Regions from separate parts of the Homo sapiens genome. Here regions 1 and 2 are each linked to region 3. A link is a loop called in an ENCODE intact Hi-C map of the cell type or tissue named here. Cell type or tissue: heart right ventricle. All regions are shown on one strand.

The links. Hi-C counts contacts between places; a loop is a spot of excess contacts. Peaks named below come from ENCODE experiments on the same cell type or tissue, not always from the same donor. Only the 100,000 strongest peaks of a DNase experiment are listed, where the experiment ranks them.
Region 1: a loop joins it to region 3, with 4 times the contacts of the local background. A loop is called at or near these places in 75 of 110 quality-filtered maps.
Region 2: it touches region 3 in a loop (3-fold over the local background); 4 of 110 quality-filtered maps call a loop at or near these places.

The regions. Positions count from the first base shown.
Region 1 is chr9:84,403,204-84,405,703 of GRCh38, reverse strand. No RefSeq gene overlaps it. Among named protein-coding and RNA genes, the nearest start is that of SLC28A3, 64 kb to the right of the region's middle. In heart right ventricle, a CTCF peak has its summit at 1,434 (motif pointing left); no DNase peak of the experiment used is centred here.
Region 2 is chr9:84,952,887-84,955,386 of GRCh38, reverse strand. NTRK2 (neurotrophic receptor tyrosine kinase 2) reads right to left here. Exons shown (of 19, transcript NM_006180.6): 17 at 1-104. Among named protein-coding and RNA genes, the nearest start is that of NTRK2, 280 kb to the right of the region's middle. RefSeq lists an enhancer at 14-514. In heart right ventricle, CTCF peaks have their summits at 918 and 1,117; a DNase peak (open chromatin) is centred at 1,136.
Region 3 is chr9:85,609,249-85,611,748 of GRCh38, reverse strand. The region is part of intron 17 of AGTPBP1 (ATP/GTP binding carboxypeptidase 1); the gene reads left to right. Among named protein-coding and RNA genes, the nearest start is that of AGTPBP1, 130 kb to the left of the region's middle. In heart right ventricle, CTCF peaks have their summits at 1,272 and 1,475 (motif pointing right); no DNase peak of the experiment used is centred here; H3K4me3 peaks cover 314 bases; H3K27ac peaks cover 497 bases.

The DNA of each region.
Region 1 (2,500 bases), 1.2 Mb after region 3:
TTGTTTTGTTTTGTTTTTTAGAGACAGTCTCACTCTGTCACCCAGGCTGGTGTGCAGTGGCATGATCTCAACTCAATGCAACCTCCACCTCCCAGGCTCAAGCAATTCTATGCTTCTCCCAAGTAGATGGGACTACAGGTGTGCACTGCCACACCCAGGTAATTTTTGTATTTTTAGTAGAGATGGGGTTTCACCAAGTTATCCAGGCTGGTCTCGAACTCTTGAGAACTCTCGAACTCTCAAACTCTGGCCTCAAGTGACCCAACCGCCTCAGCCTCCCAAAGTGCTGGGATTCAAAGCCTGAGCCATCATGCCTGGCCAGGCAAGTCGTTTCTAAAGTTCTCAGTTCCAACAGCCTATTGAGAAACTGTTGAGCCTCCAAGCTCTCTGGAAGTCCTCTCTGATGCTTGAACAATGGTGCATGGAGGTACAGGTTGGTACAGAGGGTGAGAGCCTGTGAGCAAGATAGAGGAGCATGGGTGGTGGACTAAGTAAGACTTCAAAGCCCAAGTAACCCAGCTTCCAAACTCACAATGAGTTCCTATCACTTCTGAATCTGTTGCCTCATCTGTGAAATGGCTAAAATGATCCTGCCTTGCAGGGGTATTCTGGGGGTCAAATAAGATAATGCATGAGTTTGGGGTAAACCTGAAAGGCTTTTTTTCACTGATATTTAAAGATGCATAGGAAGTCCCTTAGTGGCCTCTGAGACATGGCGACTCATACATTAAGGTTTCAAAAGTCTTCCTCACCACCTAATCTCCACCATCTCTGCTACAGGGATGGGGAGCAGTCGGTGTTCAGCAGAAACCCCCAAGGTGGCACCTTGTCACCTATCCCCTTCCTTAAGAAGTAACCAGATTGTCATGTGAGACCAAAAAGAAGAGAAGAGTTGGATCAATTAACACTATGTCAAGAAGGAAGCGGAATAAGTCTATTGGATTTTGAGGAACACAGCTGGGGTCAGGGGCATGCACCTATAGTCTCAGCTACTCAGGAGGTTGGGGCAGGAGGATCTCTTGAGCCCAGGAGTTCGACACCAACCTGGACATCATAGTGAGCCTCTTTAAAAAGGAATAAAATAAAATAAAATAAAGATATTGAGGAATGCAAAAGAAAACATCTCAATCCTGGTCTCTTCAATCTGTCTGCCTACCCACCCAGTGTATTCTCAGAACTAAAGAGATCCAGGGCTTTGGATCCCAGGAGGAGGTCCCCTGAGCCACTTATGAGGACTGGCTCCAGAGGAGAATGACTGAGAACTCCAGAAAACGCACTGAGGAGCGTGTTACCCTGGACTGAGTGAGTGTGTGGAGAATTGCCTTTCTTTGAAGGCCCCAACTTTCTGGACTGGGTCATAGGGCAAAGACCACGGGGTCCAATGGATGGATGGAGGACAATTTGTGTTCATCAGCGCCCTCAAGTGGCGGTGATGAGCAGCTGCAGAGCTGCGGACCAACACTTAGTTTTTTTTTCCCTACTTGAAAATTGAACTTTGGAGAAATTTCCTTTTAGACTGCAAAAGATTCAAAAGGTTCACAGATGATCCTTAAAGGAGAGAGGACCGACCCCAAAAGTGTGATAATGAGCTTTTTGCCAATCTAGTGGATGGTGTGTTGTAGATAAGTTCATACTTACTACATGCATGAAGACCAGGGCTCAACACATGGTAAATACTTAATTAACCATCATTATGAATAAATGAGAGCTTAATCAAATAAAGATTAAGGTATATATGATGGGGACATGACTTCTTAGTTAAAATGCTGTCGACTAAAATGCAAGCTCCAAAAGGGTAGAATTGGGCCAGGCGCAGTGACTCATGCCTGTAATCCCAGCACTTTGGGAGGCCAAGGCCAATGGATCACTTGAGGTCAGGAGTTCAAAACCAGCCACATGGTGAAACCCCGTCTCTACTAAAAATACAAAAATTAGCCGGGTGTGGTGGTGGGTGCCTGTAATCCCAGCTACTCAGGAGGCTGAGGCAGGAGAATCACTTGATCCCAGGAGGCAGAGGTTGCAGTGAGCCAAGATCGTATCACTGTACTCCAGCCTGGGCTACAGAGTGAGACTCAGTCTCAAAAAAATAAATAAATAAAAGGTAGAATTTTTGTTTGTTTTGTCCACTGCTATACTGCCAGCATTTAGAACGGTGCCTGGCATGCTCAACTTGATGAATATTTGTTTAATTGAATGTTAAATGAACTGGGTGGAGGACAAAGTCCAGGCCTCTTGTACCATGCCACACAGCTGTGTCTCAGGCCCTTTACTGTCCAATGTATTTACCACCAGCATGAAGAAAGACTGGGAAGGCTTGTTTGCCAAACCGGCCAAAACACCAAGCAGGGAGAAATAGTCACTATGCTGGATGACTTGTAATATGGTTTGGCTGTGTCCCCACCCAAATCTCATCTTGAATTGTAGTTCCCATAATCCCCACCTGTCATGGGAGGGACCCAGTGGGAGGTAATAGCATGGTTACCCCCACACTGTTTTTCTC
Region 2 (2,500 bases), 660 kb after region 3:
CCATGCCCGCGGCGATCTGCTGGGCTATATGCAGCATCTGCGACTGCGTCAGTTCCGTGGGCGGGTTGCCCTCAGCCATCAGCACGGCATCAGGGCCGTGTGCCCTGGGGAAGGACATGGAGAATGAAGCTGGGGGCCTCAGCATTTTCACTCCAGGGGCCCTTTGCCCCTGCCCCTCCCCGTCCCTCTTGCTAAGCTCCTCACCCCCACCCTGTAGCTGCTGGTGCTAAAAGATGCTGCCTGACTTAGCATGAAGAGGAGACAAAGGTGCTCACACAGTTGTACTTCTGCAGTCCTGAGAGCACCCAGGCTGCTCTGTTTCCCAAAGAGTCTGGAATTCCCAGGACCCCGTGGGCCTGAATGTCCCCCTTCCCTCCAGTGTACAGACAGGTTGACATTTTAGGGGCTCTGGCACTGTGCTGGGTTCAGGCACTTACCAGGGCCCCCTGACCCTGAGAAGCAGCAGGTAGGTGAAGGAAGACAAAACCAAAAACAAAACATATGGGGAAAGATGGACTCTCCTAGTGGGATGGACATGGCAGCCCAGTGGGTCCCCACCCCTTCCCACCTAGCCAGGCTATGCCAGAGTATCCCCCAACCAAGCTGATTCCTCCAGAGTGTCCCCACCAGCACCAGAGCTGGGCAGCCTGCGGCCTTCCATAGTCCACCTGATCTGTGGCCAGGCATGGTTTTGAAGCTACGCCTGGCTCTCTCAAGCCCAGTTCAACAACAGAGTCCCAGGGCATTCTCAATCTGGATGTTCATTCTCAATACAAAATACCATTTCCTTCTGTCCACCCCTCCTCCAACCTCCGCTCAACACAGGCTATGGCCAACACATAGGAGAACTCTTTTGAACCACAGCCTGTTTATTCTTTTGCTGGGGAAAATTTTATTGTTTACACTATGGGGAGGGGGACTATGATTTTTTAAATCTTATTTTTCTTCTGTCTTACACACCTGGCCTCTCCTCAGCTATGTGATGACTTAGGGCACCCTAACACGCAAGTCCTGCAAGGGTGGGAGGATCCGCGTCTTAGGATGCCGCCCTCAGCGCGGCAGGCTCTGCTGTGACATCCTGCGCTGTGAGCCAAGATGAGCGTCATTGCCCCTGGTGGCCTGAGGGGGCGCTGCAGTGCAAGGAATAAAGGCGGGGTTTGCTGTCGGGCTCTGCCCTGGCGTGGCCAAGGGCTTCTCTCTGGGAAAGGAAAGATCTCTCTCAAGACGTTTTGAAACACTTAGAATAAATATAGAGGATTCTGCATAAATGTTAAAGTAGGTAACCTCACCTGCAGGGTTTCAGAGCCGTGTGAGTATTTGAAACTGAGAAAGCCAGAATTGTCTGAGAACACATGTCAGGGTTTGCCCTGCCTCTCCGCCCTCCTTCCCCCAACTATTCAAGCCACAGGCGTATCCCCACTTCCATCCCGGCTCCAGCCTACAGTGACTGTCTTTGCCTTTGATTTCGGGAATCATTCTGTCACCAGATCTTTCATTCCTGTAATCTCAGGGAATGAACACTGGACAGGAGTTGGGGGGTCTCCCAGGCCTACCAGCGTCCAATGCCATGATCCTGGGAAGCCCTTTAATTTCTCTCATGTACAATTTCTTCATTAGTCAAAAATACAGAGGAATATTATACTGGGTAATTTCTTAGGTTCTTCCTGTCTCTAAATACCTGGATTTAACCATTCCCTGGGGAGGAGTTTCCTGTTTTTGTACAAGCCAGTCCTAACATATTTCACCTCTACTCAAACCACAACCCCCAGCTGCCTCTTGTCACATTGAGGAACAATGCTGGGAAAATGCTCCAGGGCTTTCTTCAGCTCAAAAGCACCTACTCAAGGTAAGAAGCGGCACAGTGGCCAAAGCTCCGGGATATGTGAAATGAATTTGGATCCTGTCCTACACTTGCTGTGTGATTTTGGGTGAGTTACATAACCTCTCTGGGCCTGTTTCCTCACTCTGTAAATTGTAGATACTAACTGCCCCTTGCTAAGGGCATTGATGTGAGGAGGACTGACACTGTGCTTGCATAGTGCTTCGTGGCCTTTCACAGGAAAACCAGGGAGAAAGGCTTTGCAAACAAAGATTCTCTTTAAAAATGAAATTGACAGGTGATGTGAAAACACAAGTTATCCTCTGTGCATTACTTTTTGTAACTGGCCTGTAACAGGGCTCTTCAGGATACTAGAGGGTGGGCCCTTTCCACTTCACTAAAGGTGAATCAAGCCTAATCCTTTTCAGCACTGAGGGGTCAGGGGAAATTGCCAATGTTTTCACTTGTCTTCCTTAAATCTACTATGACCTCAGCACCAGGAGAAGGGGCTGGGGTGCACATAAACTAAAGAAAATCTGAAATAAAGACCCAGAGACTCGGTCAGAATTTAATCTTCATAGGTACCATTTAAATAATAAAATAATTTGTTGATTGGCCACAGCCTTATATCAGTTCCAGAAAACTGATCTACTTTAAATATCTCTCAGAGGCAAGACTCCA
Region 3 (2,500 bases):
AGACTGTGCTATTGCACTCCAGCCTGGGTGACATAGTGAGACTCTGTCCCCCAAAAATATATTGTTTCATATTTAATATTATACATCTATTCAACTTTCTATATCCTTGTTTATTTTTTGTCTTCTCTATCTACCTAAGACTTAAAAATACTTAATAGTCTTTCAATTATGTTGTGTTTCTGTCAAGCCTTCATTTAAAAACTTTTTTTTTCTATTTTAATACAATGTTACTTGGCACACAGAATTTTGTAAGTTTTCCATTTTCCTTTTGCATATCTCTTTAATAGTATAAAATTATCACATTTATCTCATTCAGCATCTTTTGCCTTGAATTCTGTTTTTATATTGGTTTGAATTTGCTTGATGTATGTTTGCTTTTTTTTTCATAAATAAGAGGTTGGATTTTGTTGTTTGATCATTTGTCTTTTAATAGAGGAGTTTAACCTGTTTAAAATTCTTACAATTGATGTGTTTGGGTTTTTATGCTTTCTATTTTTGTACTTCTTTATTGTTTTCTTTATTTTTTATTTAGTGTGACACTTATTTTAGCTGTGGAATCCAAAATGTAAAATGCAAAAAAAAAAAAAAAAAAAGAAAAGCCCCTAAACCACAAGATACAGATCACGAGGCATATTCTGCATTGGATTTTTCAGTCTTGCTCCATCTGCCTTAAGTTTAATAGAGATTCCTTCCAGATTCTGATGATAAGTTGTCTATTGTGAGTTTTCTTCTTATTTCCATGTATTTGTAAGTATTTAACTAGGAAGTTAGTAGAAGCTATGGGAGCTGTTTAGGTAGATGTAATATTTTATTAAACTTATCTTTAGATTTGTTAGGTCAGTACAACATAAAGCAAATCTTGGTTTGTCTTAACATTAACAGAATTAAAAGAAAGGGACCAATATTTTGGTAAACTAGAATTTAACATTGTAAGCAATTATAACTAGCAATAATTCATTTTAAGGGTGGGGGCTGATGACCAAAGAAAGTATGTGCAGTGGAAACTTCTTCATCTGGAGGTATTTATTTAATTGTCAGACATGATTGAAATGAGGAAGTAGTATCAGTTAGGAGAGTAGCTTATTGTCTGTAATTTTTTTTTTGATTGGGGCGTGCCGGTTGGGGTACTATTTAAGTGTTGGATTCTAGAAAATGTGCCCAATAGAGGTCTTGTTCTTTGGCAGTGTCCCCAAAAAGGAACAGGCTGGCAGTTGCTTCTCTTTCAAGTTGTCCTTTTCTTTGAGCTTTTTAAAAGTGATTCTATTGAATACTTAGTGGTTTTCACAAGTGAATGATCTTAAAATTAAGCAGTTTAAAAATATTTATGTTTCACACTGTATTTTCAATTGTAAAGAGAATACTGCCTTTGAAATACTGAATTTGAGAATGTGTGTCACTAAATAGTGCTGTGTCTGTTTCAATCCATCACCCCCTCTTACCCCCCCATTACTTGGAAGGGATTTGCTGAAATTACCACCAGATGGCAGTCTTGCATTTTAGTGACTTGGAGCTTCAGTACCAAGCTTCTCTTTCACTTTCTCTCCATCTTTGTTTCTCTCAGATTTCTGAGGATTTTCAACTGCCTTCTTACATAAATTGAACATGTTTGGAACCAGGCAATAAAGTACAATTTTGGAGTCTAGTCTGTAGCATTCTCACCGCTTTGCCCACGTTAGTTAATTCAAGTCTCCTCTGCCTCCCTAGAATGGATTAGTCCCCCTGACAAATGTTCCTCATACATTTTTGCCTTTTGGGGTGCTCTTTACAGTTTAATATTATTTAGGTGTGTGGCTTTCCTACATTTCCTTCTTCTCTTTGTAATTAGTGTTATACATTGAGGTACTTTGAGACTATCTAAATATCTTGTTCCTTCTCAAGCTTTTAATGTATTATCAGTATAGACTGGGTTTCCTATTTGACTCAATGAGTTATAATTTGTTGCTATCATTATTTATTTTGATATTCAAATTGTCCAGGATTTGGCCAGTGGGATACCATTAATGCTGGTGTGTGTGCCCTTTTGAGATATCCCTGTCATTCCTTATGGGTGCCCTTGCTTTTTGGCACAAGGCCCATCTTGCTTTTCTCTACCCCTGAATGAAATCTGCCATTTCTTCAAAGAGTGCCATTTTACTTTAGTAGTGAATGATGTTTAAAAACCAAGATCTGGCCGGGCGCGGTGGCTCACGTCTGTAATCCCAGCACTTTGGGAGGCCAAGGCAGGCGGATCACCAGGTCAGGAGTTTGAGACTAGCCTGGTCAACATGGTGAAACCCCGTCTCTACTAAAAATACAAAAATGAGCCTGGCACCTGCATGTAATCCCAGCTACCTGGGAGGCTGAGGCAGGAGAATCGCTTGAACCTGGGAGGTGGAGGTTGCAGTGAGCCAAGATCATGCCATTGCACTCCAGCCTGGGCAACAAGAGCGAAACTCCATCTCAAAAAAAAAAAAAAAAAGATCTGTACACTTGGTATACACATTGCTATTGGGTTATTACT